6 separate regions of the Mus musculus genome follow, and regions 1, 2, 4, 5 and 6 are each linked to region 3. The links are chromatin loops, found by intact Hi-C in ENCODE. Cell type or tissue: heart. All regions are shown on one strand. Links, peaks and the distances in the headings refer to the core of each region. The heading gives the core; the rest is flanking DNA. Region 1 holds the start of Trmu (tRNA 5-methylaminomethyl-2-thiouridylate methyltransferase). Region 2 has its middle 18 kb from the start of Wnt7b. Region 3 holds the start of Cdpf1 (cysteine rich, DPF motif domain containing 1). Region 4 has its middle 24 kb from the start of D130051D11Rik. Region 5 has its middle 4.4 kb from the start of Gm34622. Region 6 holds the start of Ppara (peroxisome proliferator activated receptor alpha).

What was found. Hi-C counts contacts between places; a loop is a spot of excess contacts. Peaks named below come from ENCODE experiments on the same cell type or tissue, not always from the same donor. Only the 100,000 strongest peaks of a DNase experiment are listed, where the experiment ranks them.
Region 1: a loop joins it to region 3, with 5 times the contacts of the local background. A loop is called at or near these places in 5 of 42 quality-filtered maps.
Region 2: a loop joins it to region 3, with 5 times the contacts of the local background. A loop is called at or near these places in 4 of 42 quality-filtered maps.
Region 4: a loop joins it to region 3, with 2.6 times the contacts of the local background. A loop is called at or near these places in 3 of 42 quality-filtered maps.
Region 5: a loop joins it to region 3, with 3 times the contacts of the local background. A loop is called at or near these places in 4 of 42 quality-filtered maps.
Region 6: a loop joins it to region 3, with 7 times the contacts of the local background. A loop is called at or near these places in 11 of 42 quality-filtered maps.

What each region holds. Positions count from the first base shown.
Region 1 is chr15:85,876,418-85,881,380 of GRCm38, forward strand. It overlaps Trmu (tRNA 5-methylaminomethyl-2-thiouridylate methyltransferase), which reads left to right and starts at 2,910. Exons shown (of 11, transcript NM_028063.2): 1 at 2,910-3,041. The coding sequence starts at 2,960. It overlaps Gtse1 (G two S phase expressed protein 1), which reads left to right. Exons shown (of 12, transcript NM_001168672.1): 12 at 1-156. In heart, for the core only: CTCF peaks have their summits at 2,789 (motif pointing left) and 2,996; DNase peaks (open chromatin) are centred at 2,804 and 3,284; H3K4me3 peaks cover 2,077 bases; H3K27ac peaks cover 1,735 bases.
Region 2 is chr15:85,597,781-85,602,743 of GRCm38, forward strand. No RefSeq gene overlaps it. Among named protein-coding and RNA genes, the nearest start is that of Wnt7b, 18 kb to the left of the region's middle. In heart, for the core only: no CTCF peak of the experiment used is centred there; DNase peaks (open chromatin) are centred at 2,001, 2,391, 2,751, 3,141 and 3 weaker places; H3K27ac peaks cover 674 bases; H3K27me3 peaks cover 703 bases.
Region 3 is chr15:85,808,724-85,813,686 of GRCm38, forward strand. Cdpf1 (cysteine rich, DPF motif domain containing 1) reads right to left here and starts at 2,974. Exons shown (of 5, transcript NM_197998.2): 1 at 2,916-2,974; 2 at 2,179-2,325; 3 at 489-601. The coding sequence starts at 601. In heart, for the core only: CTCF peaks have their summits at 2,726 and 3,065; DNase peaks (open chromatin) are centred at 554, 2,218 and 2,988; H3K4me3 peaks cover 2,108 bases; H3K27ac peaks cover 2,315 bases.
Region 4 is chr15:85,608,172-85,613,134 of GRCm38, forward strand. No RefSeq gene overlaps it. Among named protein-coding and RNA genes, the nearest start is that of D130051D11Rik, 24 kb to the right of the region's middle. In heart, for the core only: CTCF peaks have their summits at 1,613 (motif pointing right) and 2,555 (motif pointing right); DNase peaks (open chromatin) are centred at 1,250, 2,130, 2,740 and 3,850; H3K27ac peaks cover 1,110 bases.
Region 5 is chr15:85,713,852-85,718,814 of GRCm38, forward strand. No RefSeq gene overlaps it. Among named protein-coding and RNA genes, the nearest start is that of Gm34622, 4.4 kb to the left of the region's middle. In heart, for the core only: CTCF peaks have their summits at 2,356 (motif pointing right) and 4,071; DNase peaks (open chromatin) are centred at 2,430, 2,940, 3,350 and 4,230; H3K27me3 peaks cover 384 bases.
Region 6 is chr15:85,732,761-85,737,723 of GRCm38, forward strand. Ppara (peroxisome proliferator activated receptor alpha) reads left to right here and starts at 3,016. Exons shown (of 8, transcript NM_011144.6): 1 at 3,016-3,336; 2 at 4,034-4,118. In heart, for the core only: a CTCF peak has its summit at 2,839 (motif pointing left); DNase peaks (open chromatin) are centred at 1,921, 2,711 and 3,924; H3K4me3 peaks cover 2,019 bases; H3K27ac peaks cover 1,164 bases; H3K27me3 peaks cover 3,370 bases.

The DNA.
Region 1 (4,963 bases), core at 478-4,477, 68 kb after region 3:
ATCAGGCTGAAACACAGCTCTCTAGAAATTTTGTTTTGATTCTTTTGTATGTAAAATAGCAAATGACTGTACACTTAAATTTGTTTGAAAATTAAATACTCTAGATTTAAATTAAATTATAAAGTTTATTAAAGCATGCTTGGAGTTTACACTTGACATTTGGACGTGTAGAGCTGTTTTCATTCACTAGACACTGCGGAAGTCTTTCATTATCCAACCTTAGTTTTATATAATGTAGGGGGATAAAATTGGTATAAATATCAGTCTCCAGCCCACCCCAGGTACACCAGCCTGTCATCCGGGCCTGCATAACCTGCATTGCTTATTCTGATACGGTAGGACCACAGCTTTCACAGGCTGCTCTGGGCAGCTAGAGTGCAGAGAGTAAAGGGAATTGGGATATGAGGGAGGGTCTGCTTCAGTCTGAGAGTTGGGCTAAGCCTGCAGCTCTCATCCCTAGGGCACTTCTGGGAGCACAACAGCCAGGTGATGTGGGACATGGGGAAAGTCACTGGGAAGTTAGTACCATGCTTGAAGCCTCATCTGTTAAAGACTAGCTGCCTGGAAGCCACTGACCTATGGATGACTGCAGAAAGCACTGTGTGGACCCCATTCATGTCCGTGCTTCAATCTGAGGCCACCCATTGTCAGCTGAGACTGAGATCTGCACGGGTTTCTCATTCTCTGGTTAATGAGGTGAACCCAAAGCTGCCAGCTGGAGTGGGGTCCTAGACACAGCAGTGGCAAAGTGAGGTAGGGCACAGACCTTATAAAAGGTCTGCCAAGATGCCAAGGACCCTGGAGGGATGGCAGCAGATTCTTCCCCAGTGGGCAGTAAACTCTGGAGTCCTGAACATTAGCGCTGTAAATGGCCCTCACCTTCCCTGACCCACTCACACCTATCACACAGGGGAAAAAGGAAATGTAGAATTGAACTCATTTAAGAAAGCTGGGTTTGCAGTAGGGGCAGGGCTACATTTCCCTTAGGGTACTGTTGGGTAAGGAGTGGCTGCATCCTTCCTTGGTGTGTTTGGTGGGGAGAGGACATTAACCTATGAATAACTAACTAGGCTACCTTGGTGATGTCTGTACTTAGCCCTGGCTCAGCGCACGCCTTGTCCTCATGCGGCCGTACTCTGCTCTGTCTACCGGGGCATCTGGTTTTTGGCAGCATATGCTGCAGTCCCTCTGCTTTCCCCTCTGAAGATGCTCAAAGGTGGCTTTCCCCTACGTTCTTCTTCATAGCTCCTCGGCTGGCTGTTCAGAAGGGTCAGCTTTGGGACACACTGGAGACTTGAGCTGAGGGGCTGGCATGAAGTATACTGATGTAGGCTGATGACCAAAGCCCCACCCTCGGAGATGGCAGAGGCTTGCTTCCCTGTAATTTCTTACCATTGTGGGGGGGCAGTGTTCCTGAAGCCCACATACCATTTGGGTTGGTGCCGCACAGCACTTTCCTGTCCATGGTGTATCACACTGCAGACTTTGGGAGTTATAGGGAAGCAAAAAACACCTTGTGCAGGAAAAAGAAACGCCCCAGTTTTCTCTCTAGTGTAAGAAAATACTGGCCAACAGCAGCGCAGGGAGGAAAGGGTTTATTTATGTGGTTTGCACATCCGAATCACAGACCAACCTGAAGGAAAGTTAGAGACGGAATTTTGACAGGAACTGAAGCAGAGGCCATGGAGGAACACTGCTTACTGGCTTGCTCCGCATGGCTTGATTAGTTTGCCTTCTTTTACAACCCAAGATCACCTGCACTGGTGTGGCTCTCACATCAATCAACAAATCTCACAGACTTGTCTAAGGGCCAATCTAATGGAAGCATTTTCTCAATTGATGTCCCCCCACCCCTAGCTTGTGTCAAGTAGACAAAAATTCTAACATAGGTTTGTCTGGTTTCTGCTACTTTGTGGTTGGCCCTATCATAGGTTCTGGTAGGAAAAGTGAGATTTGCTATACTAAATGCCCATACCCAAGAAGGGAGGTCCTGGTCCTCAAGGCTAGAACACTCCACAGACATGACCCCCTGCCCTTTTGTCTCTCTCTCTCTCTCTCTCTCTCTCTCTCTCTCTCTCTCTCTCTCTCTCTCTTCTCTCTCTCTCTCTCTCTCTCTTTCTGTCCCAGGACTCGTATCTATTTTCTTCCAGCAGCCACTCAACATCTGTCATGTGCGAGGCCCCCCACAATCAATTCAGGAAGAGCCACAGCTCCAGCCTGAGGTCCCCAAAGCATCCACTCGTTAGAGCTGATCCCCGCAGAGTGCTCGTTCGTCCTCCAAGAATGGCCCACGAAACAAACACTCTTAAATCACAGGCACCAGGATGAACAGGTGCGACTCCAAACTCTCCCAGTCTTCCGTGGCCCATCCTTCCCAGCTACTGTCTGGGTCTGGTTAACTACGCTCCCATCCCCTACTCCAACCCGTTGACTGAGCTGCTAGCAAAGCCTTACTGAGCAACGGTCCACTATGCTTTGTCCTCCACTGGCTCTGCACCCGCCAGGCCCGCAAGCATCTAGAATCCAATGAGAACGTGTTGACAGCCCTGTCCCTCCAGCGGGTAAACAGGAGGAGCCAGCGGCCGACACAGCATCTCGACCTTGTGTGTGCCCAGGAACGCCTTTGAGACCTCAAGCCCGAGCGGAGGCTGTTCCTGGTGCAGCTGACCCAGGAGCGCCAGCTGAGCACAGAAGAAAACGTCGCAAGGGCAGCGAGTGGTGGCTAAGAAGCCGGACCCGACCAACTCATCGCTGGCCTATCTGGGACATGCTGCCACCTAGTGCTCCTCGGCCGATCCGCCGCGCGGAACCCAAAAGCCTGCAGAACACTGGGTGAGCGGAGCACGTTTCCCGCCGGGTGAAGAGTGAGGACGCCCCCCCCCCCCGTCCCCCCCGTCCCCCGGAGGCTGGGACTTCCGGCGTAGCTTGGACGCAGCCAGAAAGCTCGCGGTGTAGCCTGATGTCGGCGCTGCGGCACGTCGTGTGCGCCCTGTCTGGCGGTGTGGACAGCGCGGTGGCGGCGCTGCTGTTGCGGCGGAGAGGTGAGGCCAGGGTTCCTCACTGGGGACAGGAGCTTGGGCTCCTCCAGGTCTGAGGCCTGGCCTTTTGCAGACTCCGCGGGCCTCCAGGCGAGGACACCGCCAACTCTAATGACAAAATCACTCCAGTGTTCTCCTTCGTTGGATGACAAACTTCACTCCGAACAGCTACCAGTTCTTCCTGACTTGTAGATGTAGCCTCATGGGTCCTTAGGGTTCGGATCTGATTCCAACGACCGGTGTACATTCCTCCTGCTGTGTGGCCCCACCTTGTGTCAACCTCTCCGCATTCACCTTGGCGGCTTTTAATGGAGTCCCCCTCAGCCGTGGATCATCTTCCCCGGGGCACGCGGGGTGCAGAGGCGCGGGGCCAGGAGCCTGGGCTTGGGCAAGTTAACTAAGCACCCCCCAGTAAAAATGGGATGACCCGTAATATGGGATGACTGGAATGATTAAATGGCACAGTATGTATTGAAAGGGTTAGCTATACAATGTGAGATATATCGGAAAGCAGGAGCGATTCTTTTATAATCACAGCTGTTATGACAGAGTAAAAGAGCCACAGGATACAGGTGTGTACTATGGTGAGAAAGGAAGAGGGAAGCATTTCTCTACAAAGAACTGGCTGCAGTAACACAGGCAGGAGGCAGAGGAGAGAGTGCCGGCCAGAATAGGATATAGTGGGGTTAGTGAAGCTGACGGTATTAAGGAATTTGGGGTAATGTTGAGTAGGCAGTGTGAGTCTTTGAAGGTTTCCAATGAGAACTGTGTAACTAGATGCTTTGGGAAGTGGCAAAGGTTGGCATCATTCTTACAGATTTATCTTTTACTACTAAAGGGAGATCAACTGCTGCCTAGTTTTTATGTCACATTAAAACTATGTGACATGTTAGGGTCCTCTGGTAGGAGGGAACCTCAGCTGAGAAACTGTCATCACCCTGGCCTGTAGGCTAGTCAGTGGGGCCTTCTCTTAATAATTGGTGTAGGAAGCCTCGTTCCATTAGGAGTAATGCTATCTCTGGGCAGGTGGTCCTAGGTTTTATAAGAAAACAGGCTGAGCAGGCCAAAGAAACAAGCCCATAAGCAGTATTCTTTTATAACCTATGATTCAATTCTGCCTTCAGGTTCCTGACCTGAGTTCCTGCCCCAGCTTCCCCTGATGGTAGACTGTGACCTTTAGGGCCAAATAAATCCTTTCCTCTCCAAGATGCTGTTGATCGTGGTGTTTATCATAACAGTGGGAACCTAGCCAAAACAAAGGCTCTCTCCCCTCAGGCTGCTACATCTAACTTTTACCCTTCCTTGGATTTTTTTCATGAAAGAAATTGATGGACGGTATCAGAGGAAAGAAAACCATCCTCTCATTTCGGCATCGAGGGCTCTTAGAGGTGATGTCCCATACTGCAATCCGTAGAAAGTTGACCAGTCCTTGAGTGCCTGGCTCCATGCATGTGGGTCTTGTCCCTCTGTGAGACAATTGACCAGGCAGATGTAGCATGGGAATGGTGGGGTTCTAAAACTCTGCGTAGAGTTTGTTCATGTTACAAGCTTGTGGGGTTTTGGCTCTCCTTATGCCCTGGGCATTGTATTAGCTCTTGGGACACAGGATTGTATTATGCCATCTCTGCATTAGTAAGTTACGTGTAAGACCACCTCAAGAGCTGAGCCCAGCATGGTTAATCTCTACAGTAGAGCACAGTCAGGTGCCTCCAGACACAAAAGAGGGCCTCATCTCATACCAGGCTGTGTGGGACTTTAATGAGTGTGGTTTTTTTTTTTAAGAATTACTTGTTTATTTTATATGAGTACACTGTAGCTGTCTTCAAACACACCAGAAGAGGGCATCGAATCCCATTACAGATGGTTGTGAGCCACCATGTGGTTGCTAGGAATTGAATTCAGGACCTCTGGAAGAGCAGTCAGTG
Region 2 (4,963 bases), core at 486-4,485, 210 kb before region 3:
CTTTAGGGCCTTTCCTGGTGGATGTTTTATAATCAGGAGAAATGGACGCAGACTCCTGAAGCCCACACTGCCCACTGTGCCTCTGGCTCCTGGAGGAGGCTGGGGAAGGAACTCTCAGAGGTGCCACTCTCCTCTTCAGGGGAGAGTATGGACACGCTTCTGGCTTTTCAACAGCCAGGCTGGCTGTGGCCAGAAGCCATTGTCCTTTGGAGATGCCATGGAAACTGACAACAGCTGGTCCCTGAGAGCCTGAGGAGATGCACATGGCTAGAGATGGGGTTCTCACTTCTCAGTGCCGAGCTCCAAGAGTGAGCCAGGCAGGTCCGGTGAGAGAAGTCTGGCTTCGAGGGACAAAGGTGAGCTTGGCCAACACAGAGGACCTACATAGCGAGAATTTGGGCTTCTTTAAAAACCCACTTGTGTAATGTGATTATGTTTTTGTTTTAATCCCAGGTGTGGGATATGGGTCTGCGTCAGATTGTCCAAGGATGAGGCCACAAGTGCGCACTATGATAAAGCCAGGCTATGTGAAACTGCTGCTTTGAACTTATAATGAGCTTACAGAGTGAAGCGCTGCTTTGAACTTACTATCAACATCCTTCTGTAACTCCCCTTTTGTGTGATATTTGATCTATGAGGTAATTTTATAAAGAACTTTTGTCTAAGACAGTATAGGAAGGCCAGAGCAAAGGAATGAAGTGTGACATCCTCTGCTTCCTGGCTTACAGCTCCCCGTGGCTTGCTCGGCCTCCTTTCCTATAGAATCCAGGACCAGCCCCACCCCCAATGAATCAATCACTAAGTATGAAAATGCCCCCATAGGTTTGCCTGTAGCCCTTTACAGAGACATTTTCTCAATTGAGGTTCCCTCCTCTCTGGTGACTCCAGCTTGGGTCAAGTTGACATAAAACTATCCAGCACAGGCAGTGATGGTGATGACGATGATAGTGGTGATGATGATGGTGGTGGTGATGATGATGATGGTGGCGGTGATAAGGAAGATAGTCGCAGGGCTTTTGAGAATGAGATGGTTGGCAATGTCTTCTGTGGAGTCCAGTTTGCAAACTGTCCTCACCATATCATAGTCCCTGGGAAAGAGCCACAGCTTGGACCCATTTTCCATGGAAGTCATGGGGACAGTTGGTGATCTCAGGCAGCTCCAGCTCCTGGCCAGTCAGTCCCCACCCTGTGGTCCTCCAAATGTCCTTGACCTTCAGGAATTTGCCCAGTTCTGGATTCCTTCTCTATGGCCTGACAACTCCCAGTAGCTCCACCAGAGGGCGCTCTGTAGCCGGGAATGGGCACACTGGGTCCTAACCATGAAGCTGGACCACACTCCTGATACAGAGGGGAAGGGGCAGATTTTGGACTCTCGAGGGGCCTGGCTGCCAGGCCAAAGGCTGTGTGGCTTTTGCCTCTGTGGCATCGTGCTTTCCTGAAGGCTCTAGGGATGACTCATGGGGACCAGATTGGTGCTGGCTTGTAAAGATATCAGAAACGGGGATGAATCACCGTGAACAGTGATAGGGTGCGTATTTGAAGCTACAGCCCTGGGGACCAAGGGGTCTGTACGCTGTGACGTCACCCCCTGAGGTTCAGGGTGCTGGAATGGGAACATCAGTGGCCAACCCAGCCCCCAGGTGGCCACCAAGGAACTGGCGATCCATATAATTGTCTCCAGACACTTGGCTCACCCAGGTCCCTTTGGCTGCTGTGAGCCTGGGTACTCATGAATCTAATCCAGGCCTTACTGTCAATCCTCCAAGACTCAGGTCTGGAAGTGGGTTTGCAGGTAAGATAGTCGTGCTCTGCCATGCTGACCTTTCCGAGGGGGTTACCTGTGTGGCCATTCCACAGCCTTGTAGTGTCCTGTGAGGGTCACCCTCCTTCCTCTCCCCTGCTAGCTTCTTTTCTTTCTGTGACGTTTTATTACTACTGTTGGGCCATCGCTGTTGCTATTATAACATCCATGTGCGTGGCAAGCGGTCCGTCAGTCACTAGGCTCCACCCCTCTGTAAGGCTGGGCAAGTGGACTGCATTCTTTCCTTGAGTTCATTGTCAGGGTTTGAGGGAAGACCCTGCAGCCAGCCAGAGGAGGGGGGAGGCAGAGATGGGCCCCCACTGGGGAGGGCAGGCCTGGCAGGGAGGAGCCAGCACACTCAGGAAACAACTTATTCAGCAATCTGTCAGTCCTCTGTGAGGACCTACTAAGTGCATGGGTTTTATGCTAAGACCTAGGAAGGGTAGGGTCTGTCCTTCCGGGGTATTTATGAGGGACGGGGAGACAAACAGGCAAGCACTGCGGCTATGAGATGAGGGATGTGGGCTCAGGAGAGGTGGGAGGAGACAGGAGAGGGGCGGGGCCTGTAGGAAGGACAGACAGCATCTGAACAGGAACGCCTGACCGGAAGGGACGCTGTCAGGAAGGGCAGGAGGGCGGGTAGAGAAGAGTGTGGACCCTGGAGTAGACCTGGGTGGCACAATCTCAACAGATCTACAGTGCCAAGGACACAGCCATGCAAGGGCACCATGGTAGGGAAGGCTTGCCCAGTCTGAGGCCAAGGCTACCAAAAGAAAAGAAAGTCCAAGCCAAGATTCTCTGACCCCCTCTTACTTTCTTCCACCCCCCTCCCACAAGGCAGTGCTCCAGAGTCCCAACGGGTTCAAGGCTGGAGGAATCAGTTTGAGTCACCCGAGAGGCTCCTCCCCCTGGAATCTGAAGTTCTAAATCCCAGTGCCTGGGCAGTGGGTTCACTCGGGGACACAGTGGCTCCTCTTCTGTGCTCTGTCTTCCTGTGGGGCTGGGGGGGATGGATGGTCCTGGCCCCGGGCCACCCGCCAACACATTGTCTGCTAGTCTGGCCGGAAGCAGCTGCTGCGCAGGGCGGGTGGGGCCTGCGGGGGGGGCGGGGGGGGGCAGGGACTGGGAAAGCTACAGAAGCAGCCTGAGCCCTGGTGCTCCTTAGTCAGGGGTGGGGGGGGGCTGGGATGTGGAAGCTGGATATGGGGAGAGGGGGGCTGGTGCTGTCCCGTCCGTCCTTCCTTCGTCTACACACTTGCTCCGTCTCCAGGGCACCATCCCAGCACCTCTGACAGTAACCAATCAGAGGATTTTGTTTGCCTGGACAAGGTCGAGAAGACCAAGGGAGCAGCCAAGTCCTAATCCAAGGAGAAATGACCCTGGTCCTGGCCAACTCCTCATCTGAGAAGAACATGTCCAACCACTAGTCCCATGGGAATTTGGACCCTATACTCTCAGGAGACAATGGCGGGTGCAGCCGTCCAGCCTGGGAACTCATAAGTCTCTTTATCCCATGGCTCCTGCCCTGAACCAGGTCCTTTCTACCCCCAGCCCCCTCCTTCTCTCCCTCCTCAGCCCATGTACCAAAGCTTCAAAGAACACCTCCTGTGTGGACAACTATAGAGAAAAATGGTGTGTCTCAGCTGGAAGAAACCATTTTCGTCTGTCCACAGCTGACTCTATGACCTTGCTCATGAGGTAAAGTACGGTCCTTAGCACCTGCACACATGTGTTTGGACTGGCATCCACCTGTTCTGGCAGGTATGATCCAGGACCCCAGTCTGGATACCGTGTCTGTTAAGGGCCCAGGATGCTCTGGGTCACATGGTCACAGCTTCTGTGTGGTTACAGCTGTCGTTCACCCCTGCCCCTCATTCCTCAGAATGCTGCTGTTCTTTTCTGAGGGTCTGAGCTGCATCTCAGCAGTACCAGCCTAGGCCCTGACTCTTTACTTTCATATACAGCCATTACTGGGGTCTGGGCTCACTCTGGCTAGGGACCTTGTTTCTAGAATCTTCTGTTAATTTCCCTTCAAATGTTGTCTGTCTCACTTTTCAAAGTATCATTTAGGATTAAAAACTGTCCCAGGCCAGGCAGTGGTGGCACATGGCACTTGGGAGGCAGAGGCCGATGAATATCTGAGTTCGAGGACAGTCTGGTCTACAGAGTGAGTTCCAGGACAGCCGGGGCTATACAGGGAAACCCCGTCTGGAAAAAGCCAAAACCAAAACAAAAAAAACCAAAAAACAAAAAAAACAAAACCAAACCAAAAGCTGTCCCGAGTTGTCTGTGGCAGCATGTGCTGAAAATCCTAATACTCAGGATCTCAAAGCAGAAAGCTCCAGTGTGAGCTACATAGTCAGGCACTACCTCTGAATTTCATCTTTTAAAAGACCTGGGGGTGTGCCTCAGGAGCAGAGTACTGGCCTGCAGTGTATAAGGCCCTGGGTTCTTTGGGGGTGGGGGTGGGGGTGGGGGGGAACCAAACCAGATTCTCTGCTTTGCCTCCTGGAACATCGAAGACTCTATAGCAAGAGTGTGCGGGATACCAGTCCTGGGTATGGAGGCCCATCCCCCACACCAGGTGGATATACCCACCTGACAAAGAGGCCATTGGCTCCCTGAATACTTCCCCTGTGTGAGCACTGTGGGTACCAGTGAGCCTGGCAGGCCCTCCCTTATAACCCTTCATGCCCTTCATCATTCCCTGAAGGCCTAGCTCTGCCCCCCACTCCCACCTCCACCCGGCCCCAAGCTGGTACTGAGTACTGCCTCTTTATTCTACGCCTGCTATATCCTTCCCTGGACCCGGAAACCTTCCCCTGCCCTCTGCCTCCCTATTCCATCAACTGTTTCAGAGACCCAGGTGCCAGGGGTCTTCTCAACACCAGGCCTTCAGAAATCAAGGAGGCTATTGACCTATCCATCGGTTGAACTCTGATGCCTTCCCCTGAACCCAGCCTTGAGGGCTTCTCCTTTCCTGAACGTCTCCACCTGCCCGCCCCCCCCAAAACTGAGGGCCATTGCCCTGTGGGAGGGGCATCACTGAACAGGAGGGTGTATATGGGGTCCAGGCTGCTAGGATAGATGAGACAGCCATCAACGAATAGGCTAAGCCCAGCACTGTGGGGTGCCTCTGTAATCTCCCCTCTAGGGAGAAGA
Region 3 (4,963 bases), core at 554-4,553:
CCAGCCGGCTTTCTCACGTGATGCTTCACGAAGGCTGAGCCACAATCCAATAAACAAAGCTTGTAACCATCTCTGCTCCCGACCTACAGGAATCAGACCCTTGAGAAGTTGGTCCTTAGGAACCACTGGGTACCCACCCAGCCCAGAAGTATCACCAGCAGGGACAGCAGAGGACACAGCCCCACATGAAAAAGCCACCAAGTTCCTCCATTGCTATTTGGCCCAGGCCATAAGGCTTCCACCTCATTCATAGAACAAGTCCTTAACTCTCAGCTGCAGCCACAGGGAGGGCAGAGAGTCCTCGAAGAAGAGTTAAAAAGATATCCAGCCTTGCCTGGGGCTTCCTTGGGATATACCTGAGGCATCCAGAACAAGGACAAGGACCCGTCTAAAGTACAACACTCAAACCAGGTGTCACACTCCACATAGCGCCTGCCGAGTAACACTGCACAGAGTCTCCCGCACACTGGCTCAGGACGAATACTCACACAACAGCCTGGGTGTCTGGGGGCTTCTGCCCCACATAGCTGTAAGGAGCTGATAAGGCACAAAGCTGGCACTCAAACGTGCCCAGGGGGCGGGGCTCTGTCTCAGATGCCATCTGCAAGATCAAGAGATAGGGGTGTCACCATCAGAACCGAAGAACCACTGCACTTTTTCTCTCTGACTGCTGTTCATCGCTCACTCACCTAAGCGTGAGCCTACCTAACTGGGAAGCGCAAGCTCGGAGCAGGTAACACCTGGTCAGTGTGGCCTGGGATTGCTAAGTGCACAGGAATGACTGTGCCCAGCCTGGGCTACAGTGACATGAGAGTATGATTTTACATCCCCACAGACTTAAACTAGATTTTATTTGGGAAGAGGGTGGTGCATTCATGAAATTCATGAATCGGTCAGAAGACAATTTGCAGAAATTCTTTCGTTCTACAATGTAGGTCCTGGGGATTAATCTTGGGTCATCAGCTTTAAAATGTCTTTAACCCCTGAGCCATCCTGCTAGCCATACTTTTTAATTATATAAATATATATGATTTATTTATATTATTGTTTAATATATAATTATAATAAATATATTATTGTATTAATAATATTTATTATTATAAATAAGTACATTATAGCTGTCTTCAGACACACCAGAAGAGGGCATCAGATCTCATTATGGATGGCTGTGAACCACCATGTGGTTGCTGGGATTTGAACTCAGGACCTTCAGAAGAGCAGTCAGTGCTCTTACCTGCTGAGCCGTCTCTCCAGCCCTTTAATTATATTTTTATTGACTGATTTTGCATAGGTATGCAATGTGCCACACTACCAACGTGGAGTCAGTTCTCACCTTTCACCGTGTGGGATCTGAGATCAAATTCAGGTCAGGCTTGGCAGCAGTCACCTCTACCTGTCAGACCATCTCACCAGCCCCATTTTGGATAATTTCTATAGACTACCTTCAAGTTCAGTGGCTTCAGTCACATCAGCTGGCAGGCCCCTTGAAGGCATTCTTCCTGTTTTTCCCACTACTATTTATCTGCTGAAATCACCATCCATATATGCATGGTATATACATCTTCTCCACTAGCACATTCAACATCTTAACTGTGCTTGCTTTAAACGCCCCCCATCTGATAGGTCTATCTAACATCTCCACTGTGTGTGGCTCTGTGCCTATTTTGGTCCTTGGCAGCAAAGCTGTTTCTTTGCTCTTCCTTGTGGTCTCAATCTGAGTTATAAACTGGGGTTTGTTGGTAAGGTGGTAAAGGTAAAGGCAGCATTGTGGACACGTATGCTTGGCTTGTGCTGCTTGGTGCTGAATCAACCCAGTAAGTGAAGTGGGTTTGCCTTTCCTGTTCTTCTGCTACACTGGCTACGCATTTACTTGTGCTTAGGTGTACTGGCCTCTCTGATACTATTTAAGGACAGATTCACGTGCCTCCTGCCGCCTCCCTTCACTGGACGCAAGAATCTGCTCTTGCCATAGAGCATACTTTCCTGCCCTACCAAAGTTAGTCTGAAACTTTGGTCCCCTTGAAAGATCCAGGCAGATGAATTTATACAGCAATCACAGCCTTTCCCAGGTCAGTTTACAGGAAAGTTATAAAGACTTCAGTTCTGTCCTTCGTCTTACCCATCAGCACCCAGGGCATGCTGGAAAAAAGCCCACGGTGGGTGTTTCTATTGGCTCACCAGGAGGTTGGGGTGGGGAGGTGTATCCTAGTCCACTTGATAAGGCTGCATTCTTAACTGTTTGATGGCACTTCTATATTCAAGGCCTTGGAGGCCCCGCCTCTCCGTAAATTGCTGGGTCAGTGGTCTGATGGCAACAGCAGCTGTCTGATGAGTTCGAGAAAACGCGATTCTTGGATTTGTATCGAGCTGTATCGGAATTCCTACTAGCCTTTCAAAGTTCCCATCCCCAGCTCCAGCCCCAGCTGCGCGCCCGCCTCTAACCCTTTGCGTCCTACAGAACCGAGCTTTGGAGCCAGAAAGGAGCATATGTGCGCCTTGGAAACTGACAGATGTCCCGACTGACGTCTAAAACGGAAATTCTATTTTGGGTGTGCGCGAACCTAGCTAGTGGTATCTTAATTCGCACGTCACAGGCCCTCGCCGAGGCTGCTGGGCGCGCTGCCCTTGCAGCAGGTGACAGTCAGGAGACAGTCCCAGGATAGTGGGACTCCGCCAGAGCCTCCTCCTCCCGCTCTGAGTCTCCCCAGGTCAACAGGGCTCCGCCTGGCGACCATATACACCACGGTCCGAGCCACCCGCGCACAGCCCTCCCCGTGCTGGGTGTCTAACGCCTCCCCCACCCCCACCCCTCGGCTTCCAGAGGCACCGAGGACAGATCCAGCGAGCCGGAACACAGAGGGGACATTTCCAGCTAGCCACGCGCGTTCCTGCAGCACACTGCCCCGCAAACTCACCACCTCCCCTCCGGGACCCCCAGAGCGCCTGCGTGGCCCGCCCACAGTACTAGTTCCGCCTCACTGCGCCTGCGCGGCTCCGCCCTAGCTCCTCTGAGGCTCCGCCCTCGATCCATGGCATTTGTGCAGCCCAATCTCATCACCCGCTGAAGCTCCGCCACACTACCGGTTTCCCCCGGTTTGCCTCATGGCGCCTAAGCAACTCCACTCTGTCCCAGCCTCCTTAAGCAAGAAAAGCCAAAAGAGCGTCCTTGCCGGGGTAGAGCTTTACTGTCGCTTCCGTTTCCGCTGCTAGCTTATAGTGATTGTGGGTCGCGGCTGGAGAGCTCTCTGGGCTTCAGAAAAAAAAAACATATTCTACCTAAATCTTGCCTGGTGCACCAATGAATGTACTGGGGTTATTTTCTGGGAGAAGGGACTCAGGCAACTGCAACGTTGAAAAGTCTACCCAGTGGGAGTGATGGCCTACGAGCTGTCTCTGGGACTTTGCACGATTTGGAAGTAGTTCCACCTATCTCCTGCAGCAGTTGCTCACGGTTTTGGGAAAGGGGCTTTATGGATATTCTTAACTTAGTTAAGTTTAGTGAGCTTTCTGATTCTTGTACGTCCTGATCTGCCTCCAGGAGGGAATGTTTCCATCTACAAGAAAAGCCTATATAACACTTAACTTCTTCTTGTGACTCTTATTTACCCCTCCTGGCTAATGTTCCCTGAACCTTGGAAGGAGTTACATAGAAATCTAATTCTTTTCTTACATTCTGGCTGGGCATTGGACCACTATGCCATGGGGGTAGGCATTGGTTCACAGTTATTTAACTGGTTTTGAGTCTCCTCAGTAACTACCACAGTTTGTCAAGATGAAATTTCCTCCACACCTGAGGCAGATAGCAGCAGTAATCTATGGGTAAGAAATACAAGTATTTAGAAGGAATGTCTGTTCATTTAACAAAACAATTACAGTACTGTCCCCACTGGAGCCTATGACCACCAGCCACAAGTTTTTGCACAGGTTTATAAGGCCAAACATAGGTTCCCTCCTGTGAAGCCTCAAATCCAACCAGAAAGTGTTGTCAACATCAGTACTGGCTTACCACTATTGCACCAGGAGACATACTTTGCCTGGCACAGTGACATAATAGAATCCATAACTAAGTAGGATCCTTGGCAATAATTCTCCCTCAGCAGCCTGGACTCCCTCAGCAGTTTTAGCCTGACTTCTCCATATCCTGCAATATATAAGTATTTTCATTTAATTTTGGCATGCAGACAACAATAGTGGAAATTGCCTTTCTAGTTTCTGGGACTTAAAGGGTTTTCTTAGCTAGCAACTCATAGGGACATAGCCTGCCTTTAACGGTGTGGGCTTTCTTTTCTTTTCTTCTTTCTTTCTTTCTTTCTTTCTTTCTTTCTTTCTCTCTCTCTTTCTCTCTTTCTTCCTTCCTTTCTCTCTTCCTTTCTTTTAGATTTGTTTGTTTGTTATATGAGTACACTGTCACTTGCTTCACACACATCAGAAGAGGGCATCAGATCCCATTATAGATGATTGTGAGCCACCATGTAGTTGCTGGGAATTCAGCTCAGGAACCCTGGTGCTCTTTAATGTCTGAGCCATCTCTCCAGCCCCCCTGGGGGGAATTTCCTTTCAACAGTCTTACAGCTTCTGGGAATGTTTTTCCACCCACTCAAGATCCACTCCTTACTCCTTAAGATGTTGTCTTAGAGTTCTTCCAGATGCATCTATCTCCAAATCTCCCAGACAGTGGCAAGCACTGTATCAAATAGGGAATAAAACCCTCTTACAGAAGAGGGGCAGAATCTCCGTGTGCCCACTACTGTCTGATCCAAGCAAGTGCCAGATGAGCTTGCGATTTGAGCAGCAAGAGGGATTCTATAACGAAGCCATTAGCAGAGTTCAGCACAACACAAAACAGCTGGACTACTGAGTGCTCAGCTCTCAGTGGGACATCCTTATCATCCCCACCCCCAGTGGGGCTCAAGGAACCTCTCAGCAGAACGGGTGGGGCGTTTATACAGTGCCGTGTTCTGGG
Region 4 (4,963 bases), core at 341-4,340, 200 kb before region 3:
AAGTGCTGGGATTAAATGTGTGTGTACCACCACCCCCTTGATGAATTATAAGACTTATTTTAACCCTCAGACAATAACTTCTAGGCTTTTAGAATTGCATCTAGCATCTTAGGTCCTCTGACATCTATGTAGTTCCTGTTCTGTTGGGTGCCCTGGGCTGGATTAAAGGATAGAGACCAGGGCATGATAATAAATACTCCACAGGCTGCTCGGAGCCTGCTCCAGGTCCATAGACCAAAGCTCACAAAGTCTCTGTCAGCCACCAGCCCTAAGACTATTCACTGCATCTGCCTGATCCAGCCCACGTGAAGGCCCTGGTATGCTCCAATGGAGAGAGTTTCCCCTCCATCTTCTATCCTTATTGGTAATACAATGAAGGTCTAGGAACCTTGTTCCCCAAGCTCCTGATATGAGTCACTTCTTATACCAGGCTTCCTGGGAGGGCTGGCATGGCCATCCCTCATCCCAGTCAACTCCCAAGAGCTTGGGTCAGATCTTGTTCATCTAGAATCTCTCTCCTCAGCACCAATGTACCATCTCTTCTAGGATTGCTAGACTATCCCCTGCCCCTTCTCCATATGTGTTAATCCATTGTCCTCTGGGAAGTAAGGACTGTCCTGATGAAATACAGAGAGGTTAGGATGGCTGTTCATTGATGCCCAGCTGAGAGGGCAGAGGCCTGGAGAGGAGTTGAGCAATTGCCCCCATCACTGCGCACCTTGCCCTGATGTATACTGGATAACCTACCAGGCCACTGGACCACCAGTCACGGTAGGCCAATTCCTTCTCCTGGTCATGCCATGCTGTCTTTTTCCACCAGAGCATCTGCTGGGGGTCATGGCTCCTCTATAAACCCAAATCATGACATTCTCAATCTCCAAGTATCTCCTTTTTAGAAGATGGAGAAGAAGGGACATCAAATGGGGTGGGGGGAGGGGTAATGGAGATTTATTCCCAGTGCCCTCAGACACTAGTATCAGATTCCCAGTCTTCTGGACTTGAACATGGAAAGTTCTAGGTCTTCACCCTGGTCCTCTCTTTCTATCAGCCCTGTCTCATAAGTCAGGGCGTCATGATATGACCCTTCCTCCTCTACTCCAGGGTGGGAGATATGGAGGAGGTCCCAGTTGGGTTGATGGCTGAAACCTCCCTCTGGGGGGGTCCAGTGTCACAGTGTCAGTATCACTCTGGACTGGTGACTATCCCTGGACTCTAGATCCACCCCAGCCCCAGGTCTGTGTCTAGCTAGTCCTTGGCCTTGCCAGATCCTCTATTGTAGCCTCAGTTTGTCTGCCAGTGCAATGGATGCTTGGCCCCCGTGGGCGTTGACCATTGGTGTTCTAATGTGATGGCACTGGTGGGACCCTGTCATTCCCTGAGCCAGGTATCCTGGTGAGGGTCAGGGGTGGGGAAGAGGTTTAGCCACAGGACCCAGGCAGGATTTGGGGGGTGGGAGAAGAAAAGGGGTGCTGGGAGGGGGCATTCTGGAGAAGCCGCTGAGCAGACCTTGGAAATTCTTTTTTTTTTTAAAGATTTCATTTTTTTTCCTGTGTGTGGGTGTTTTGTTTGCATGTAGATCTTTGCACCATGCATGTTCAGTACCTGACAAGACCAGAAGAGGGTGTCAGAGCTCCTGGGACTGGGATTACAGGTAGTAAGTAGTGAGAGGCCATACGTGTGCTAAGAATCAAACCCAGGTCCTCTGGAAGAGCAGCTCTTAATGGCTGAGCCAACTCCCCAGCGTTCTGGCACATTCTAAAGACTGACCAGTCCACCCCTATCCCTGATGATGATATTGGAGGCACTAAGTTCCTAGGAGCCAGACTGGGCTGGCCGCCCTGGTTTATATAGCCCTACTGTAGTACGGCCTTCAGCACTTGGAGGGCCTCAGAGAAATTGTCCATCATTCTGAAAGCCTGCTGCTGCAGGATCAGGCCAAGGCTAGTGGGTGCCTGTCTGTCCTGTGCTGCTGCTGCTGGGTCAGGAGACAATGGGAAGAACAACACACTGAGCCCTTCCCTTCACTGTCACCATTGAGAGCTAAAAGGACATGTGCCTCGGCCTCTCGTCCATCCCCCAACACTGCAGCCAGAAGCACCAGAGGGCTGATCCCAGGTTGGGTGAGCACTTTTTTCCTCTCAACATTGTTCCCATCTTTGTGCATTTCCTGTAGGCCCTAACCACTCCCGACCTGAACTGCACACTCCAGAGACATAGGTGGCAGTGACCTCCTCCTGGGGGGGGGTGTGTGTCATAACCAGGCCTCCCAGTGACGGTACCCCATCCCTACGGGTGCCCATCATGTGGGTGCCTGAGGTCCTGTGGGCCATTGTGGCTCTGATTGTCAGTGACCCTGTAGGTTCCCAATTCTGTGAGTTCTTGGTACTGTGGGTGTCTGTGCCTTTGTGGGTGTCTATATCCCTGTGTATTCTTGAGACCCTGTGGGTGTCTGGCCCTGTGTGGGGGGATGATGGTGATCATGTGTCTGGTTCTGGGTGGATGATGGCCCTGTAGCCTTCAAAGTCCTGACCAAACTGCCATATGTCCTCATAGCCACCAGGGGGCAGAAGAGGGTGCAGGCCCACCTTCCAAGAGGACCTGTCTTCCCTTGTAGAGCCAGAGCTTTGTGTAGGCAAGAGAGGTGGGGGCTGCTGAGCAAGGGAGGCTGAACAAGGTCACTCCAGGCCAGCAGAGAAATCTTGGCTTGGATCCTGCCTCTGCTGCTACCTCCCACATGACTTCACCAGCCCGGCCCTCATCTGAACATGCAGCAAGCACTGGGCCCACTTCAGGCATCGCCTCCAACGCGGAAATTAACTTCCTGCCCAGAGAGGCTGCGCCCACACAGCTGCAGGTCTGGGCCGCCAGACCTGGGGCGCTCTGGAGTCCAGTTGAGGCCTCTCCTGCCCTCCTCCTGTCTGCAGATGGGGAAATTGAGACCCAGCCAGGGAAGGGGGTGGGGGATGGGGGGCTTGGATAACATTGCACAATAAATTCAAATCGGGGACAGGGCCAGCTGGGCCTGCAGACACTAGGCCTGAGTGCTTCACAGAGTCATCTTCTAGCCCGTGTCCCAATCCCACCAAGCACTGAAGTTGTGCTGCTATTGAGTCCTGAAGGTCTTCCTGTGCCAACCCCAGGTGCCAGGCACTGCGGCCACCAGCCTCAGAAGTGAGAAGTTTCATATTGTTTTCCAAGCCTGAGGTGTGGGTGCTTCTGGACTATGTGGGGACTGGGGACCTCATCACCAGTGCCGGGCCTGGCAGGCACAGGGCAGGAGTGAGGAATCAAGCCTCTTCAGTACTTTCCTGGCATACCGCAGCTTCTCTCTGTAGCTTTCTCTGCAGCTTCTCTCTCTCCCAGGATATAGAGCGGATAGTGGATAACCCAGCAGTCGTCCTCTGGGCGAGCATCCACCCAGCTCCTTAACAGAAGCTTAACAGTCAGAGAGACTCCTCAGACCCAAGAGGGTGAACCAGGAGGCTTTCCTTGTCCCTCAGAGTGTCAAACAGGAGTAGCTGTGGATTCTTTCTGGGGCTCTGAGTGTAGCCGGCCCCTCCCCCCTCAGGCCTTAGTTTCCCCTTGGTTGAGGCTACAGGCTCAGCCCAGGACTAGGATAGTCTCAGCTCAAGGCTGGGTGACGAATGAAGGTCTGGAGTCTAGGGCCTGGTCTTCCTTTCAGCCACCAAAAAGGGCTCATTTTGTGCCTTGGGCAGGTCGCCCAGGCAAGGAGGCCACTGGCGGCCATTCTCCAGGACCTCCTCCCGTCTGCAAGAAGCATTACCTCATCGGGAAGCCATTCCGGAAAAGAGCTGCAAGAGTTCCATGAGTGGGGATGAAGAGGGCTTTCCAAGAGCCTCCTGGCCACCCAGGAGCCCAGCCAGGGTGGACAGCACATCCCAGTTTCTGTCCAGTGACCGCTACAGGGAGGTGACAAGACTGAATTGGACTGAGCAGATAGGAGGAACGGTCCTGCCTGAAGCCAGCAGCTTCCGGGAGGGCAGAGCAGATATTTCAAGAGCTGGAACAAAATGGCCAGACGTGAGGGAGGCCGGAGAAATGAAGGGCAGAGTTGCCAAGCCCTGACCCTCTCCAGCCCATGTCCCCTCCTGCAAAATACAGAAGCATTAGGCACACTGAGATGTACCCTGCTGTCAAATGGCACCCGTCCAGAAGCATTGGGCTTCTCGATGACTTGATCAGCCACATGATCGGGAAACTGTAAGGACAGCTTGGGGTGGGGGGATGCACTAAAGGTGACCAGGAGAGCTCCCTAGCCGTTGACCCAGTGACAGTATTAGAGAGCACTCTTGGAGCCTTGATTTTCTCATCTGGAGAATGGAGCAATTAAGCTTCCCGTCCAAAAGACGTCTGAGAACACAGGCACTGACAAACTGGTGCTTTTGGGGCCACATCGGTGGGTCCTCCCCTGCCTGGGCCAGGGGACCCCTCCTAAGATGAGCACACACTTCTCACCTTGCCCCAGAGGGAGTGAAACGCTGTCCTCCAACTCCACCCACCCAACCACAGAGTTGCCCGGGCTCACTATCTTTTCCCAAATCCTACCTGGAGAATATCCATGCACCCTGAAAATAAATAGAGAAGAAACTGGCCCTGTCCGGATTACACTGAGACCCATTGAGGGAGCCTGTGGACACAGGTCCAAGGTCAGGCCCATCACATGCGGAGCTGTTCTGGCTACTTATTAGAGAAAAACCTAGGACACACCAGCAGGCAGGAAGTGTCGTTGGGGACAAGAATTAGATGTTTTGAGCCTGGGGCGTCAGACTGATCTTATTGAATGATTGGAGATTCCAAAAGGACAGGAGAAAACCAGAGGCTGGGCAGAAGGCTTTTTGTTTGTTTGTTTCATTGATTGATTTTTGTCTGCATTTATATCTGTGCATCATGGATGTGCAGTGTCCATAGTGACCAGAAGAGGGCACCAGATACCCTGGAACTG
Region 5 (4,963 bases), core at 446-4,445, 95 kb before region 3:
GAAAATGTATACATAAAAAGATGGCAGAAGCCAGGCAGTGTTTACAACTGAGAATATGAACAACCCTTAATTAAGATCAGCTAAACACAGGAGCCTGGCGAATGTTCTGAGGCAATGCTGGTCTATTGTTAAACCCACCACCAGGGGTCCTTTAGTAAATACCTGATTATGCTATTCCTCTGGGACTAGTGAAAAACCTGCACCAGGGGTATTCTGTTCTACTAACTGTTTTATGTATAGTACTACAACCCACCTATTTCCTAGGCCATTGTGTATTCCTGTGTTTGGGTGTGACTGGGCTGTTGTCCTAAGTAATTACTATGCAGATTAGCCCTGAGCTTTCCTAGCTCTATACAAGTAAATTGTAATGCCTGATTATCTTCACTGTCTCTGCTAGAAGTAAATTTGAGTGTTACTGAATAGGTAACATTCTTACTGAATTCCAAGCTTAGGGTTGGCTTCAAGGACTTTCTAGGACATTGGTGAAGGCCAGGGCGTAAAATTCAACCTGATTTAAGTACTTGTAAAATCATTACTTGGAAGCACCTATAATGCAAGAAAGTACACAGATCCATACACCAGACTAATACACAGGGTTTGAGTATATGGGCTATGGGAATGCCGAGGTTCCAGGAGCCTAAGTTTCCGTGAAACTCTTTGTCTCAGGACTGCTTCCAGGTTTCTAAACCTGTAGTGCACTACTGGAGTGAATGTAGCAAAGACCTTTCTTTCTTCCTTCCTTTCTTCCTTCCTTCCTTTCTTTCTTTCTTCCTTCCTTTCTTCCTTCCTTCCTTCCTTCCTTTCTTTCTTTCTTTCAAAAATATTTATTTATTTACTTGTTTATTTACTTATTTATTATATGTAGACACTGTAGTTGTCTTCAGACACTCCAGAAGAGGGCGTCAGATCTCGTTATGGATAGTTGTGAGCCACCATGTGGTTGCTGAGATTTGAACTCAGGACCTATGGAAGAGCACTCAGTGCTCGTAACTGCTGAGCCATCACACCAGCCCGGGAAGACTTTTCTAAGGTGTACAGCTCTGCTCCCCCCTCCACATGCCCTCTCTTGGAGTCATGCAGTAGTGAGCCACTGGAGGCTCTGACAAGGTCTGTATAGGGGGAAGCTGATTTGGTACCCTCATGCTCCCACAGAGCAGAAGCTATGTCAGGGGCTTTAGTCAGCAGAAGTCTCAAGTGGGCAGAGAGTCTTGAGAGGTTGCAGGCCCTGTCCTCAAACCAAAGTGGACCCCCCCCCGAAGCACAGCAGATAGTGGTCCACCAGTGAGAAGCCGTGGCTGCTCAGGGGAGTTGCAGCCCCCATCCCTTCCCCTGTACATGGCCATCTAGGGAGAGTCTCAGGCTGCCCAGCCCTGGGTGGTGGCCTGTCCTGTGGGGATCCAGCCTTGAGGAGGCTCAGGAGTAGCAGAAGGAAGGGCACCCGGGTGCATGCTCAGAGCCAGGTGCCACTCAGTGCCCTAAGTTAGGCCCCAAGGCAGAACAAGGCAGGGACTCCAGACACAGAGCTGAAGTACTTGCCATTTCCAGATTCAGGCAAGGCCCCTTGATCATCAGTGCTGCCCTGTCTCCCTGTACCTGGGACTTTGGGGGATGTAGAAGTCTGGCTTCCGAGTGTGAGGCCCAGGTGTAGCCCATCTGTCCCTGGTCCTGATTGGCTTTGCTAAGTGTTCTGGGAATAGTGGGTTTTCTCAGCTGTAGTTTGGTCAGAACTGGGAGAAAGACTATGAGAGACAGAGACAGGGGCCTGTGGGCCTTGTAAGGCTGAGCCAGTGGCCTCTTTTATCCCCAAGACACTGTAGCCTGGACACTCAGCCAAGCAGAAGCTGGGGGTGGGGGAGTTACATCGTGAGCCTAGGTGGGGTCGGAGAGCTCCCAGACCTTCTGCAGGCTGTAACAAAAAGGCACAGGCTTGGCTTGCTTTCTATTTATTGCTGTGGTCAAAACCATGATCAAAATCAACTTGGGGAGGGAAGAGTTTCTTTCATCTTATACTTCCAGATAACAGGGAGGCCAGGTCAGAAACCTGGAGGCAGGAGCTGAAGCATAGGTCGTGAAGGATTGCTGCCTACTGGTTTGCTCTCCACGGTTTGCTTAGCCCACGTTTCCAATGTCTAGGAGTGGCATTATTAGTCGTGGGCTGGGACCTCCTACATTAATCGTTAATTTTTAAAAAATGCTCTAAAGAATTGCCTATAGGCCAGTCTGATGGAGGTATTTTCTTAATTGAGGTTCCTTCTTCCCAGATGACTGTGACACGTTGTCAAAAACCTAACCGGCACATACTGGTAACCTTTTTAATTTGCCACTCCAATCTAGGCAGTTTTTGTCCTGTCCACCAGGTGGCGCCCTGCACTCGCTAATAGGCCCATAGTAAAAGGCAGGCAGTTTGGGTGCTGTCCTTAGCCGCCTCCTCTCTGTAGATGGGGAGACCTAATGGTTCCTGTGAGGTCTCCAGGTGTGGCGTCCTCTTCCAACCCACATGAACCCCTGCCTCCACATCACTTCTGCAGGGTCACGGGAGTCAGAACTCCACCCCAGCTCACCACAGTGTTCTGCCTTTCTGAGTTTCCCCATCCATAAACAGACATCCCTACTCTTCCCTAGTTTGAGAGAACTAGCCATTGCCCCAAAGAAAGCCTGTTTAACCTCTCCAACCATCCCTATCTTCTCCCTTACTCTTCCATGTACCAGCCCCTACTGAGAGGGATGTCCCCAGGAGGGCTGTCACGCAAAGTGGAGGGTGCTACCAGGTTTAGGCTGTCTACAGGTCATGTGACTCAAGGTCACACTCAGCAGGAGGTGAAACAGTAAGAGAAAGGTGGGGGGACCCTGCGGACCACTGGTCTCAGCAATGCAGTGGTTCTCAACCTCTGGGTCATGACCCCTTTGGGGGCTGAACGACCCTTTCACGGGACCACTGGAAAAGACAGATCTTTACATTATGATTCATGACAGTAGCAAAGTTACAGGTAAGATAATAAGATAGTCCACGATGATAATTTTATGGTTGGGGGTCACCACAGCATGAAGAACTAACTACTGTATTAAGGGTTGCAGCATTAGGAAGGTTGACACCCACTATGGTGGTGGGTGGGAGGTGGCCCCAGTACAGAGGTAGAGGTTGGCTCTCACCTGCGCTTCCCAGATGAGGATATCAAGACAGAGAAGCCAGTGATCAGGGACAGTGATCTCCGAGAGGGTCACTAGGCCCCAAGGGAGGCTCCAAAGCTCTGGACCGGCAAAGATGTTGTGGTAGGGAAGGGAGGCAATTCAGGGACAGCCTTGTGACACAGATAGGAGGAAATCCTGGCACCTTGTGTAACCTGACTGGCCCATGTCCCACTGAGGGGAACCTGCTGGCCTGTTCGTGCCAAAGCTCAACCTCTCCTATCACTGGTGTGCTCACTCCTGGTGCCAGTGTGACACTCTCCCTCCAGCCTTCCCTGCCACAGGGGACCACAAGTGTATAGTCTCAGCTCACACCAGGCCCTCCTCTGGTCAGCTTTTCCCGGCCTCCACTCTCAGCCTTTGTGAACACGAATCGCCTGGCTGTCTGGGAGCTCTCCGATATTGCATCTGTTTCCACATCCTGATGTTAACTCCCAGCTTAAGGATGAGAATGTTGGGGTGCTGTGGGGTGGCAGGGGATGCATTGTAAAGGAGGCCAGACCTTCCTAAGGTCTACAGCCTGCAAGGCACCCATCAAAAGCACTTGTGGGGTTGGCGAGATGGCTCAGTGGTTAAGAGCGCCGACTGCTCTTCCGAAGGTCCTGAGTTCAAATCTCAGCAACCACATGGTGGCTCACAACCACCCATAATGAGGTCTGCCGCCCTCTTCTGGTGTGTCTGAAGTCAGCTACAGTGTACTTACATATAATAAATAAATAAATATATCTTTAAAAAAAAAGCACTTGTGGCTGTGTATTACATAAACCCTGGCTTTGCCGCCACCTGCCCTGAGTGACTTCTCATCTCCAGGGAGCCTCCCAGACTCCATCTCTCTCCTCCTCTCTGCCCCAGCTCTTCTACCCAGATGCCCACAAGTCCTGCCACTAGGAGGCTTGGGAGTTACTGGGACAGAGGGGAGCCAGTCACAGACAGGAGACCTGTCTGTAACCCGCAGGGTGAGAGTGCAACCATATGCACTGGCCACCACCCCAGAGAGGCCAGAACCTGGCACTGAGTGTCCCTCTCTGTTCCAGAGCTCCCTTTGCCACCTTCTGAGTGGATCCAGTGTGTCATGTGCCATGCAGTCTCAGAGGAGTCCTGTTTGGGCAGTGAGAATCACAAGGACATAGGTGGCAAGAGCCAAGGAGACTCATGCTGTGGAGGAGGTGCCTGCAATAGGGCCTGGTTGGAGCTCCTCTTTAACGCCATCTTCCCTACTCCTATCCCCTAGCACCCACTTAGCATAGAGCTGAGACTCAGCGAGCCCAGGCAAGTGAGGTAAATCTTAGCCTAGGCTCTAAAGGATGAATAGGAGTTCGTGGAGAAGAAGAGAGGCATGTCTTGTGAAGGGGACAGTGGGCACAGAAGTAGCAAAGGTCTGAGGGAGGGCAGAGACACTGTATACCTCACACTCCTGTATAGATGGGTAACAAGGACACACGGGATGGATAGAGGGATTGAGGCTGCTCTGTCCCCTGTCCCGCCAGGCCTTGGCCACATCTCATGCTTCCCTGACTAAGCCTTCCTCAGGGTGCTCTGGCACGATTGATCATCAGCTTCTCTCACCTCCCCACACCCCGCTCTTCCTTCTAACAGACTCCTCCCTCCGCTTGTCCCTCTTCTTGATGGGAGACATTTTGACCACCACCACCCTCGCCCACCCACTGGGATGCGATCCTTTCTCTCTGGCCTCCATCCTTCATCCTTCTCCCTAACAGCCCTGGGCGGCATCTTGAAAACCGGCCTTAGTCAAGCTATCTATCCCCTGTTGGAACCT
Region 6 (4,963 bases), core at 533-4,532, 76 kb before region 3:
CTTCCACCACCTGATTGAAGGCACGCTTCCAGGAGATCAGAGGCCACTATCCTGGCAGATGACACAGGATAGGAGGCTTTGAAGATCAGCAGAGGGCAAGCCAGTGACCCTCAGAGGCCTTGGGTGGTTCCTGGAAAGGTCTTACATAAGTTGCAAGGTAAACATAGACGAGCCTGGACCCCAGACCCATGGGAGAATCTCCAAGCGCTGGTGCAGAGCAGGTAGTAGGGTTTCCATGCTTTCTGCATTGAGCTCTAAGCCACTATGTGCATACTCACTGCAGGAAACTCCCCCCACGTTACACCTTCCTTCCACCTCTGGCTGGATGCATGCAGCAAGGGCTTTATAGATTGGCTTTCTCTCATCAGCCTGCAAACTGGTCAGGAAATGTGGGGGAAGGGATGAGTGTGGCTAACCTGCAGCCCGTGGGCCACTTATACCCCAGGATAGACCAACACATTTGCAGGTGACATCCAGCGTGAACTAAAGCACATGGCCCAAGACTCTTCAGTGGTTACTAATGTGCCAACGAGGGGACACAAGAACATTAACGGTGTCTACTTAGCCCTGCACAGATGGTGTCTCTGTTGTATGTGTATCTAGAACCCCTCAACACCTTAGGAAGCAAAGAGAAAAGATGCAGAGGTGTCCCAGAGTCAGGCATGTACCCTCTGAGATAGCTTCTTGGAGGGGGGGGTTATAGGACAAGTCCTTTCCTCTCAATACAGTCTGTCAAACAAAATTCACTGTCCTTTATGGGTGACAGAGAGCCATTTGAGGAGGAGATGTTCAGGATCTCTAAGAGAGTCTGGGTGGAAGGAAGTCTATGTTCCAAAGTGATTCTTCTGGACAGAGAGTCAAAACAAACAAAACCAAACAAAACCCCCATATTTTCTCATCTTGAAACCTTGGGCGCTCCAAGAATTCCAACTGTCATTTTTTTTTTCTGTGTTCTCTGGGCTCAGCAGTTACTCTGCTGGCCCCTCTCATTCCGAACCATTCTTTCCAGATTATTCCAAATGTCTGGTAGAACTGGGTTAACAGCAGAACACTCTGCAAAAGAAGGCAGCATTCCTGCATGTGGACTCTGATCTTTGGAACTCAGGACCTACAACCAAGCACCCTCTCTTCAGTGGCCACCCCAACCACCTGGTACACTAGGGAGGATGTCCTTTGGAGATGCATCTACGTAAGCAGCCTCCAGCCATTCTTGCTCACTGTTATATACAGGCCAGGGTAGGAAAATGGACTAATGTTGTCTTTGAATATCCCCTGGGCCATTCAGGAAATCATACAGACAGGTCACTGTGCAAGGTCTTTTAATTTTTCCATTTTTTAAAATTGTATGTGGCAGAGTAGCTGGTGTGTGTGTGTGTGTGTGTGTGTGTGCTTGTGTGCATGTGAGTTGGTTCTTTCCTTCCACCGTGTGAGTCCCCAGGTTGGAATCCAGGTCATCAGGCTTGGTAGCAAGCACCTTTACCCATTCAACCATCTCCAGGGTCTCAGTTTTGCAAGCTTCGAAGCATAATACAAATAGTAGCTATTTCCTGGCCACTGCGTGCAAGAAAAGGCGAGCTTGCCAGTAGGCAAGTAGGGAATGTTCTGTGGGTGTCTGGCAGGTGGGGCAGAGTTCACCACAGGTATGAGGCTGATCAGCAAAGGTGGGTTTAAAAGACGTCCCTGAATGTGCCTGTAGGGTCTGGTCTCCAGTTCCCAGGGTAAGGAGATGTGCGCTGAAAGTTTCCTTTCCCTAGTAGGCTCTCCTGGGCGCTCATCGCCACAAATAGCATAGTGGCAGGCCCAGCGTGAGGACAGACAGGAGGGCTGGCATAGCACACATTTCGTTCCCAAAGGAGCGGCGTCCTGGGGCGTTGGCACCTCGGGGGGCATGTGCATTCCGTGACTGAAGATCCAAGGACGACACAAGCAAAGCGGCTGCTCTGGGTCGCAGCCTGCTCCCAGTTGCAGCCTCCCGCCTGCGCTGTCAGTTGGCAGAGCCCCAGTGCCTGAGCTGGACACAGTCAGCCCCTCAACCCCTGAAGCGTATGCAGAGGGGCCACAGCCCGGGGCGGGGCAGAGGCGGAGGGTGGGTCAGAGCGGCCGCGCCTCCCTGCGACCGTCCTCGATGCCCTTCAGCCTCTGCCTTCCCCGCCCGCCACACCCACCCTGGCACCTTGGCCACCTGTTGCCGCGTGCCCCAGCTCGCTCTTCCTTTCTCCCCATTTCTCATCCTGGGACTCTAAAGATCAGATTCCGCCTGTCCGTCCACCTCCCCACGAACTCCCGGGACTCGGGGAACAAGCTGTGCGATCTAGACCAGCTCAACGAGGGCACCCGGAGGAAAGCTCAACCCAGACCCGCAGCCTTGAACTTCAGTCCTGGCCGGTGCGCGGGGCTGGGAGCAGGAGGGAGTGCGCGCCAAGGCGCACCCTTCCCACCGACTGTTCTCCCCCGTCGGGTGACCTTGGGCAGTCCCTTCACCTAACCCGCCTCAGTTTACCAACGGATGCCCGGGCCCCGAGGCACTAAATGGGCATCGAGGAGAGCTGCCCCGGGCCTCTTAGGCCCCGCCCTCCCCCGCAGCAGCCAATCAGACACTGCCGTCCAGGGGGTGTGTCTCGCCCTGAGCCGGGGCCCGGGCCTAGGGGGCGGAGTTTCCGGGGCGGTCACCTCGCCGCGGGACCCCGCAGGGGACGTCCGAGGGGCGGCGCGTGTCGTGGGGGCGCGGCTGGCACGGGCGCGCGTAGGCGGTGCCGGGCCGGGGCCCCGGACGCTACGGTCCCACGACAGGGGTGACGGGGGCGGAGGCAGCCGCTTACGCCCCTCCTGGCGCCTCCTCCTGGGCGCGCTTGGCCCTGCGGACCCGCAGGCGGAGTGCAGCCTCAGGTGCCCAGGGGCTGGAGGGCACGCGCGAGGGCGGGGAGCCAGGCGTCCCCTGTCCCGGGACAGTGAGGTGGGTGGACAGGGAGGGGAGGGGCTCGGTGGCGCATGCGCGCGGACTAGGGGCGCGGGTCTGGAGACCCACAGCCACTGGAGAGGGCACACGCTAGGAAGGGCACACGCGTGCGAGTTTTCAGGGCCCGCGGAACTGTCCGCCACTTCGAGTCCCCTGGAGCGCCGTGCGCCGGCTCCGAACATTGGTGTTCGCAGCTGTTTTGGGGGCTGGAGGGTTCGTGGAGTCCTGGAACTGGAGCGACGCTGGGTCCTCTGGTTGTCCCCTGGAGGGGAGGGCACACGGGCGGGGACATCGGGGCGCTCCCTTCTCACGGCGTGGTGCATTTGGGCGTATCTCACCGGGAGGCGTTTCCTGAGACCCTCGGGGAACTTAGAGGAGAGGTAACTGGAGGCTCCCTGACAGACTGATTCTGGGGTCACAGCCTAGGCTTTGCTGGGGACCTGAGAAACGCTGCCGGTGGGTTTGAGTCAACAGCAGCGGACCCTCTTTGAACACTAGTTTCCTCATTGCTCCTGATCGTAGTGGGGCGATGTTGGCCCCAACAGTAGGGTAGAGACGATGCCAAAGTTACCCTATGTCTCTGCCCTCCAGAGGCCAGTGCCACAGCGGGTCCTGTGTGGGGCCAGCTTTAGTCTCCTCTGTGCAGTGGCTGCGCGGCTGGCCTGATATGGGTAAAGGGAGCCGGGAGTGCCCGTGTGCTAGTCCGGAGGGTGACTCTGCCCCAATATCCACTCCAACTAGCCTGAAATAACTGCACCTCTCCTTTTCCCAAACTTTTTTTTTTTTAATTTAAAGGAGAGAATGTTCAGATACTAAAGAAAATCTACGGTGGTATATAATGTCTTTGGGGGCACTCTGCCACTGGGGTGCTCACGGGCCCCCAACCCCAACCTACTCCCTTCCTCTAAGGAAAGCAGAAAGGCTCCTTGGGGGAGGAGCACGGAACTTTCTTGGGCGACCCTGGGACACTGTAGTGGTTGCAGGCAACAGGGTCACAGTGACTTTCCCAAGGTGGTGGAGAGTTGGGGGAGATCCAGAGAACATATTGTAACCGGTTCCTTCTTTAACGTTCTACAGCCAAGTTGAAGTTCAAGGCCCTGCCTTCCCTGTGAACTGACGTTTGTGGCTGGTCAAGTTCGGGAACAAGACGTTGTCATCACAGGTAAAGAGGATTAATGGACGGCTTCCAGACTGGAATATTGTAAACGCTGTCTTTGGTTGCACTTCAGACTAGCAACAGGGCTTGGATAGTGGTTATTTTGTGGTGGAATAGTAAATGTCTTTTCAGGGCTCAGGAAGCCAGGTAAATGGGTAGTCCATGTTTCAGTTCTGGGAAAGTGCGTTTGCTTCATGGGAACCGCATTTCTTTATGGCAGGCTGCGTCGGCGTAGTTTAAAAAGGTGGTATTGCGTTAGAAATGGTGTTACTTGACTGGCTTATAAACTGGCTCATAAGACCGTCTCTTGGCTGTCTTCATATCAATTCAATGAAGTAGTCGGTTAGTTTCATCATTAGCCAGGCAGGGATGGCCCCCAAGAAGCAGCTAGAAGGGTATGACTTGGTGACCATATGAAAATCCAGAGCCAGTGGGACATGAACTGAGAGTGGAAAGCAAAGTGTCTCCTTTCCAACCTCTTAAACATGCATGGAAACACTCCAGACTCATAGTTTGTCAGGAGGGTAGGAGCCTGCGATGTAACCCATGCTAGCCTGGAACTTGCTATGTAGCAGAGGCTAGCTAGCCTTGAATTCTTTATATTCCCACCTCAGGCTCCCAAGTACTGAAAGCTGAAGTAGTTCTTTTTAACTTATGTTTGTCAAGCCTATAAACAGAGTTTATGTGTGTATATGTGTGTGCATGTATCAATGTGTGTTTGTATGTGTGTATGTGTCTAGGTGTGTATGCTATGTGTATGTGTGTAAAGGGTGGGAAGAGAATGAGAGAAGAGAAAGCATGTTTCTATTTTGTTTTATTAACTATTAAGTTGAGAAAAATATTTCCATGTG